Linked DNA regions of Homo sapiens: region 2 is linked to region 1. The links are chromatin loops, found by intact Hi-C in ENCODE. Cell type or tissue: PC-3. All regions are shown on one strand. Region 1 has its middle 59 kb from the start of MIR4422. Region 2 has its middle 220 kb from the start of MIR4422.

What was found. Peaks named below come from ENCODE experiments on the same cell type or tissue, not always from the same donor. Only the 100,000 strongest peaks of a DNase experiment are listed, where the experiment ranks them.
Region 2: a loop joins it to region 1, with 3 times the contacts of the local background. A loop is called at or near these places in 2 of 110 quality-filtered maps.

Annotation. Positions count from the first base shown.
Region 1 is chr1:55,282,625-55,286,624 of GRCh38, reverse strand. No RefSeq gene overlaps it. Among named protein-coding and RNA genes, the nearest start is that of MIR4422, 59 kb to the right of the region's middle. In PC-3, CTCF peaks have their summits at 622, 1,451 and 1,652 (motif pointing left); a DNase peak (open chromatin) is centred at 1,654.
Region 2 is chr1:55,441,447-55,445,446 of GRCh38, reverse strand. No RefSeq gene overlaps it. Among named protein-coding and RNA genes, the nearest start is that of MIR4422, 220 kb to the right of the region's middle. In PC-3, a CTCF peak has its summit at 1,562; a DNase peak (open chromatin) is centred at 1,686; H3K27ac peaks cover 2,417 bases.

The DNA of each region.
Region 1 (4,000 bases):
ACCAACTCAAGCAGCCTGTCAAGGTCTCTATACATTCAATGCCAAGGTGTTTCATTGCAACTTTCTCGGCGGCCATTTCCTAGGCAACATCTAGTTAGGGAACTTCACAATGCTTGAACTGTCCAGTCTCCTTGAGATAGGGGAAGACATCTAGTGGAAACAGATTAATCTGTAAGCACAAAGAAAAACCAGTCAACTTGTTTAATACTACACAGCATCATAGATGAGATGAAAGGCTATGGTTATAAATGTTCCAGGCTGCCTCAATGGTTTCCATTTAAGCAATGGAAGTCCTGCTAAGGTAAGAAAAAGGAAGTTGGAATCTTTAAATCTGATTGGTGACCCTGGGAGCTGGACAGTAAGTGAGAAAAACCATTATCCCAGCTCTGTCTCTAGTTCATTGTATAATTTTGAATAAGTCAATTCCCCTCTCTGGGATTCCATTCTTAGTTGGTTAAATGAGAGGGTTGGATTAGTTGAGGTACAGCAAATGCATGACACACATGTTGCCATGGGAGACTTACCCATCCAAAGCCCATGCAGACATTGCTAATCAATCACAGCACCCTTTTCCGGTAAGCAGGACACAGTACAGTGCCACCAATAGTCCAGAGTTGGCACATGAAGCAAATAAAACCTGTTTACCATCCCTGAGCTAGACAACTTCCAAGGAGTTCTGCCTGTTATGACATGTTGCCCTCTATGCCCTAGTGAAGAGAACAAAGCAGAAATCAGGAAACCTGGGGCCTTGTCACCACCCTGCCTTGAGTTTTCAGTGCCACCGAGAAAGTAACTCAAAATCTAGGTCTTTCTTTCCTCATTTGTTAAATCGAGGGTAACAATTTTATTCTTGTAATTTTGGGGATCTTTGTAAAGATGAAAATTAAAATTACCACATAGTCTCTTAAAACAATGCGAATTTACTATATTACTATTCTGTAGGTCAGAAGTCCAAAATGGGTTTCACTGGGCTAAAATTGAGGCATCAGCAGAGCCTCCTTCCTTTTGGAAGTTCTAGAGGAAAACCCACTTCCAGCTCTACAGGCTGCCTTAATTCCATGACTGGCAGCCCCTTCTTCCATCTTCAAAGCCAGCAGTGGGGCATTTTCACAACTCTCTGACTCTGACTCTTCCGTTTATTCTCAACTCTCCTTCTCTTACCCTAACCTTCTGCCTTCCCCTTCCAGTATTTAAGCACCCTTGTGATTACATAGGGTCCACCAGGATAATCTTCCTATCTCAAGATCCTTACCTTAATCACATCTGCAAGGTCCCTCCTGCAAAGTGAGGTGACAGATTCACAGGTTTGTGGGGGTTAGGACATGAACATCTTTGGAGGTTCATTATTTAGCCTGCCACACCTCACATAATTCCTTATAAACATCGTCCTCCTGAACAAAGATAAACTGCTCCTGGAGGAAGGCTGAAAAAGGAATTAAACTGCAGAGTCACCAGAAACTTTCTATATCTGCCTGCCTAAACGCCAATGGTTAACATTCTGAAGAGAGCCACAGGAAGGCTAGTTCAGGCTGTTGTCCATTTCATCAACTCTCCACCAAGTTTTTGAGACGAAATACACAAGACAAATTTAAAAAAAAAAAAAAAAAAAAACCAGGAGTGGAAGAAATACTACTTTTTAAACTATCCAACAGCACCCCCCAGTGCCAAGAAGCAGAAAGAGGGGAGAAGGGCTAGCAGTTGGTAAAGGATCAGAATATTGTCCAGGTGTTCACGCTTGTAACACTCCTTTGGGAGGCCAAGGTTGGAGGATCATTTGAGGCCAGGAGCTTGAGACCAGCCTGGGCAACATAGCAAGACTCCGTCTCTAAAAATTAAAAACAAAAAATTAGCTGGAAATGATGGTGCATGCCTGTAGTCCCAGCTACTTGGGAGGTTGAGGTGGGAGGATCTCTTGAGCACAAGAGTTTGAGGCTGCAGTGAGCTATGATTGCACCACTGCACTCCAGCCTGGGCAACAAAGCAAAGTTCTGTCTCAAAAAATAATAATAATAATCAGAATATTTAGCTCCATGGTTCTCCATTAGACACACAAAGCGTGGGATACAACTGATCTGAGACTAGCCCAGGCGTGCGAACTGCATTTTTTTTTTTTTTTTGAGATGGAGTTTCACTCTTGTTACCCAGGTTGGCATGCAATGGCATGGTCTCAGCTCACTGTAACCTCCACCTCCCAGGTTCAAGTGATTCTCCTGCCTCAACCTCCCAAGTAGCTGGGATTACAGGCACCTGCCACCACGCCCAGCTAATTTTGTATTTTTAGTAGAGATGGGGTTTCACCATGTTGGCCAGGCTGGTCTTGAACTCCTGACCTCAGGTGATCCAACTGCCTCGGCCTCCCAAAGTGCTGGGAATACAGGCATGAGCCACTGCACCTGGTCTGCGTGAGCCACTTTCTAAGCTCACCAAGTGATTCTATGTTTTGGACCTTTGATTTACAGTTAAAACCACTGACTTCAGCAAAGCAGTAAACACAGTCTGAAAGCCTTCTAGGCCTTGGGGACTCAAAAATAAATATGATAAGGCTCCTCCTCAAAGAGAGCTTCCAATCTAGGTAGACTATAAGAGCTGGAAAAGACATTGGCCACAACTAACAACTATGGGACATAAGGCAAATTACTTAACCTCTCCGTGACAGATTCCTCATTTGTAAAATTAGAATAATAATAGTTCCTGCCTTATAGGGCTACTAAGAGAGTTAAATGAGGTGACTCACGTAAGGCACTTAACGTGGTATCTGATACAAAATAAGCACACGGCAAGCGTTAGGGGCCAACTGATGAGCCAGAGATGTGAAGTCCATGGCTACTGTTCCCTTGCAACTCACTGCCAACCCCAGAGTCATCTGAATGCTCCATTCTATTGAATGTGGACAAAGCTTCTGAATTCTTCTTAATCTAATTCTCCATGCATGAGAGAGAGAGAGAGGTAGGAATCCAATTTACCTTGAAAATTCCCTTTGCATTTTTCACTTAGGGAAATGGAGACCCAGGAAGTCCAAGTTCATTGAATGAGTCTATGCGGAGCTGGGAAAAGGGTCCAAATCCTCTGAAACTGATGCTCCACACATGCAGCTTTTCTGCAATCACAAGCTTGATGGGGTCTACCATGGCCACAGTGTGCTGTGCCCATAGGCTCCTTCTGGAAGGTTCCTGGATATTCTTGTCTACTTCCCTCTCCACCTTCTGCTTCCTGGGTGTTCTGTAGCAGCAGACATTCCCATGGTGGGCCAGGTGACGTTGTAAAAACCCGTACCCATTCCCACTAACAGAGCCCTGATACCTGTCTTGTGCTAATTGCTTGGCATACATGATCTCAGATGACTTCATACTGATTGCACAAGGCAGGGATTTTTAACCCCATTGTATAGATGAGAAAACTGAGACTTAGAGAAGGTTAGTGTCTTGTCCGAGGAAAAATGATTATTAAGAGGCAGAAGAGGATTCAAATCCAAGTCTGAGATCCACATGCTTAATCATTGGGACATATTGTTTAGCATTATATACCCATAACTTCATGAAGCAGATCCATTAGGCTTTGATGTGCTCCCCAAATTCCCAAGCTTCCCTTCATCATAACATTTACTAAAATACACTGAACCTACTAAATTACACATATGGGCCTCCCCCATGAGGCTGAAGTCCTTCAGCCACTACTCTGGCCAACACACACACGCCTACCTACACACCTTCTCTGGCAGAATATCCCACTTATCCTTCAGTTTTATGCTTACAATCATTCTGCAGGCAGCCTGCCTAAATGTCAGGTGTTCCTGTTATTTCCACCCATATTAACCTGTATTTCCCTTGTTTCAGCACTTGTCAAACTATCTGCAATATGTTCTCTGATGACAGTGGAATTAATCTAAAAGTCCATATAACATGTGAAAATTAAGAAACACTTGATTATATTCAGTAACAATAGCTACTGTTTATTGAGCTTTGTGCCAGGCACTATACTAAGCACTTATATAAATACAAAC
Region 2 (4,000 bases), 160 kb before region 1:
AGTTGGGCATTACTCCAGCCTCTGCCTCCATCTTCACATGGCATCCTCCTAGTATGTTTCTGTGTGTCTACATTTCTCTCTTCATTAAGGGCACCAGTCATTGGATTAGGGGCCCACACCACTTTGCTATCAGTTCATCTTAAGGTGGTCTCATCTGCAAAGACCCTGTTTCCAAATAAGATCATATTCATAGGTACTAGTGGCTAAGACTTGAGCTTATCATTTTGGGGGACACAGTTTAACCCACAAGATAATGGGAGTGACAGAGTTTTATGTAGTAAGGTCCCTTAGACTCTGGTGGTAAGAAATGATGACTGGAGACCTCCTCCTATGGTTCTGTTGCTTTGGTCACTAGGAAGCTCAAGTCAAACGGATAGCACACACTCACATCTTTTTTTTGGCACATGTACAGGGCACTACAATTTGTATCTCATCCATGAGCATTATTTCTGGTTCCCTCTTGTATTTTCTATCCTTATGTATCAGTCAAGTCCTAACAGGAAACAGAGGGAACACTCAATTTAAGATAATTCAAGAAAGGTTTATTTAAAACGGGGCTATTTACAGAGCTGTGGGCAGGAGATAGGGGAAGTACAACAGACAGTGCACTATCCAGGGGCCAATAACAGTGGAGCTTCACCACTAGTCCCAGGAGACAGAGCAATTACCTGTCTAGAAAGAAAGAGTCTTACTGAGAAGGTCAATTTGAGAGGATTTGTGTCCTCTAGGGAAGGACACAGCCTGCCCAAAGTGACTTCAGGACCTCACTCCCCTCCTCCCTCTGATCTCCTGCTGGTGCGCCCCATGGCCAAAGCCAGTAAAAATCCAGATATAAGCCACATGGTCAGTGCCCCAGGGCAGACAGCAGGACGGCAGGTGGAGTAGGTCTGAAGAGGCAAGTAGAAGAGACCCCCAGCAAGTCTTTTCCCTTGTCAGGGCTCACAATATAATACCCCAAAATATGGCATCTTGACACACGGAGGACTTTAAGCTGGAGGAAATTAAGAAAACTATAAAAGTGGGACGGTCTCTCTGACTTTCTCTGGCCTTTCTATCCTGAAGCAGGCCACAAAAGAATTCTCTGACCTACCTCCCCTAAACGTAGGTCACAAGACCCTCATTCCAGAAGTGTCCTGCCCTATATCCAGAGGCCAAGAAGAATCTGAACAAATAAACCTTGCTAAGTTCCCCCTAATTTTGCACCATTGGATGATACCCTTCTGTCCTTCAATCAAGCTTCTATTATGTCTGTCCATAAAAATATGCAGCTTTCCCTGGATCTTTGGGCCTTCATTTCCAAAGACTCCTCAGTCATGTAAAACTATATTAAACAAATAAGTTACGCTTTTCTCTTGTTAATCTGTCTTTGTCATTGGGATATCAGTCATAAACCTTGCAATAGGTTGGGAAAGAAATATTTTCTCCCCTACACCTTTCATTCTGATTTTCTAATTTATTTTTTATATTCTTTGTATTTGAGTCAGCAATCTCAAATCCTTCCTTTTTAGAATAAAAAGGGGAATAACCACCAAAAAGTATATAAAGCAGAGGCAGAATTTCCTGTCCCTTTCACCACAGTGCTCTCTGTCGTCAGCAGTTTGTAAGTTGCATGTGACAATCAGTTGAGTCACCCTGAGTGGTCATAGCAGGCTGACCCGCTATGGGATCAGAGCCCTTTGCGCACAGTCCTCTGGCCACTCAGCATGTTACATAAACTCCCGGCAGGCTCCCTATTTCCAGAGCTTTCCAAGGACATGCTTGCAGCAAGAGTCATCCTGGCACCAAGCACTTCTGACAGATGTTGCAAACTGCCAAGTGGAGAGGTCCAGATGGTGTGTTGAAGAGGGCAGAATGAGCCTCAGGACGGTACACAGGCTCTTCGTCTCACATGGAGAACACGCCAAATAATTCTGTGCACATGCTGAGAAGATCATCTTTCCTCCCTGAGCCCCAGGTTGCTTCTGGAGTATTTGGATTCAGGCATAGAATGTCAGAGCTGGAGAGTACCCTAGAGACCAACTAGTCCAAGCCCTTGTTAATACAGATGCATAGACTAAGGGCCAGAGAGCAGCAGGGTAATAGTGTATCATGGCTAGGGTTTGTTGAGTACCTACTGTCTCCCTGGTAATGTGCTATGTTTATTCATTCACATTCCTACTTATCACAGATGTGCTGAGTACCTGCTGCATGCAGGGCACTGTGCTAAGAAATGGAGATACATCTGGGGACAAGGCTGGCTTTATCCTGCCTTCATGGAGTCTACAGAATAATATGCTTTCGGCATGCTATCACTAATCCTTACCACAACTCTGCAAGGTGTGGTAGGAGACCACAGGTCTTAGAGACCGAAGTGACTCAGGCCACACACCACTCTTTCTTAAGAACTAGAAAAAGGCCAGGTGCAGTGGCTCACGCCTGTAATCCCTGCACTTTGGGAGGCTGAGGCAGGTGGAACACAAGGTCAGGAATTCAAGACCAGAATGGCCAAGATGGTAAAACCCCATCTCTACTAAAAACACAAAAATTAGCCGGGCATGGTGGCAGGTGCCTATAATCCCAGCTACTTGGGAGGCTGAGGCAGAGAACTGCTTGAACCCAGGAGGTGGAGGTTGCAGTGAGCCGAGATCACACCACCACAATCCAGCCTGGGCAACAGAGCGAGACTCTGTCTCAGGAAAAAAAAAAAAAAAAAACTAGAAAAATAAGGTTGCTCTCCATGAGTTAAATATAAACACTTCATGGAGCATCACAGCCACTGGAAGGAGGTAGGAAGGCACCTAGACTCGGAGGCCTTGATTGTAACCTGCTTGAAGATACTAATATTTTTAAAGAAGAAAACTGCATCCATCTGAAGAGGTTTGGGTCAGGTAGGAAGACAGAGAAAATGGATAACAGAAGCTTTGTTTAGAAAAAGGTCAGCATCTAGCACTCGAACTCTCTTGTGTGTGTTTTCCCTGTTTTCACTGAAGGAAATAGGGAAGAAAGCCTGTTTTCCTCAACTTTAGGGAAAATTGAATTCTCTTTTCAAGTTGATGCTTTGACAACTAACTGATTCTATCAAATAATGTTGGGCTGAGCTTCTAGCAGGCCCCAGGCTGTGACCCATGTTGTCTTATGAGGTAGACTCACTTTGAAGGGCTGTCCCACGAGATATCTCATGCTGTCCAGAAGAGAATTCACCTGAACTTCGGTGGTGAAAAACAGGGGCCTTAGTGTCAAGCAAACCTAGTTCAAGCCCTGGTTCCACCAGTTAAAGCTCTCGGACTTTGAGCAAGCCACTTATTCATCAGGGGTCTCAGCTTTGTCATCTATACAACAAGAATGATTATAATCCTTACTATTAACTAAATCCTTATATATAATAAATACTCAATTATTACTTTTTAAATCATTGTAATAATATTGATATATTATTACATATTAAGTACTGAATAATTGTCATTAGTATTAATAACAGCCATTTACATTACTCACTTGTTCGTAATAATAAAGTTATGTTTTTTGCTAGACAGCATTAGTTTAATCAATATTTTAAGTTTCTTTTCTGAATCTAAAGGTGAATACACATTCCTCAGAAAAATAAGAGAAAGCACAGAAAAGAATAGAGAGAAAAATAAAAAACAACTGTAGTCCCACAATCCAGAGAATACCACAGTTAGCATGTCAGTTTATTTCTCTCCAATGTCTTTTCTGTGTGTGTGTCTGTCTGTAAAGAGGTGAATTTTATGTAAATATGATCATACTTTACATATGTGACCATTTGCCAAGGAAAATAATTCTGTAACATTCTGTCATTGCACCATAGTTTATAAAAGCATTCTCTTATTGTTAGGCTTTGGGAGTTTTCCCCCAGATATTTTTATTCTTCTAAATCAGGCTATAATGAGATTCTTCATATAGAAATCTTTTCCACACCTCTCATAAATTTCGGAGAAAATTCTCTTGGTAAAATATTTAGATCAAAGGATATACATTTCTTTAAGTCTATAACACATTTTGT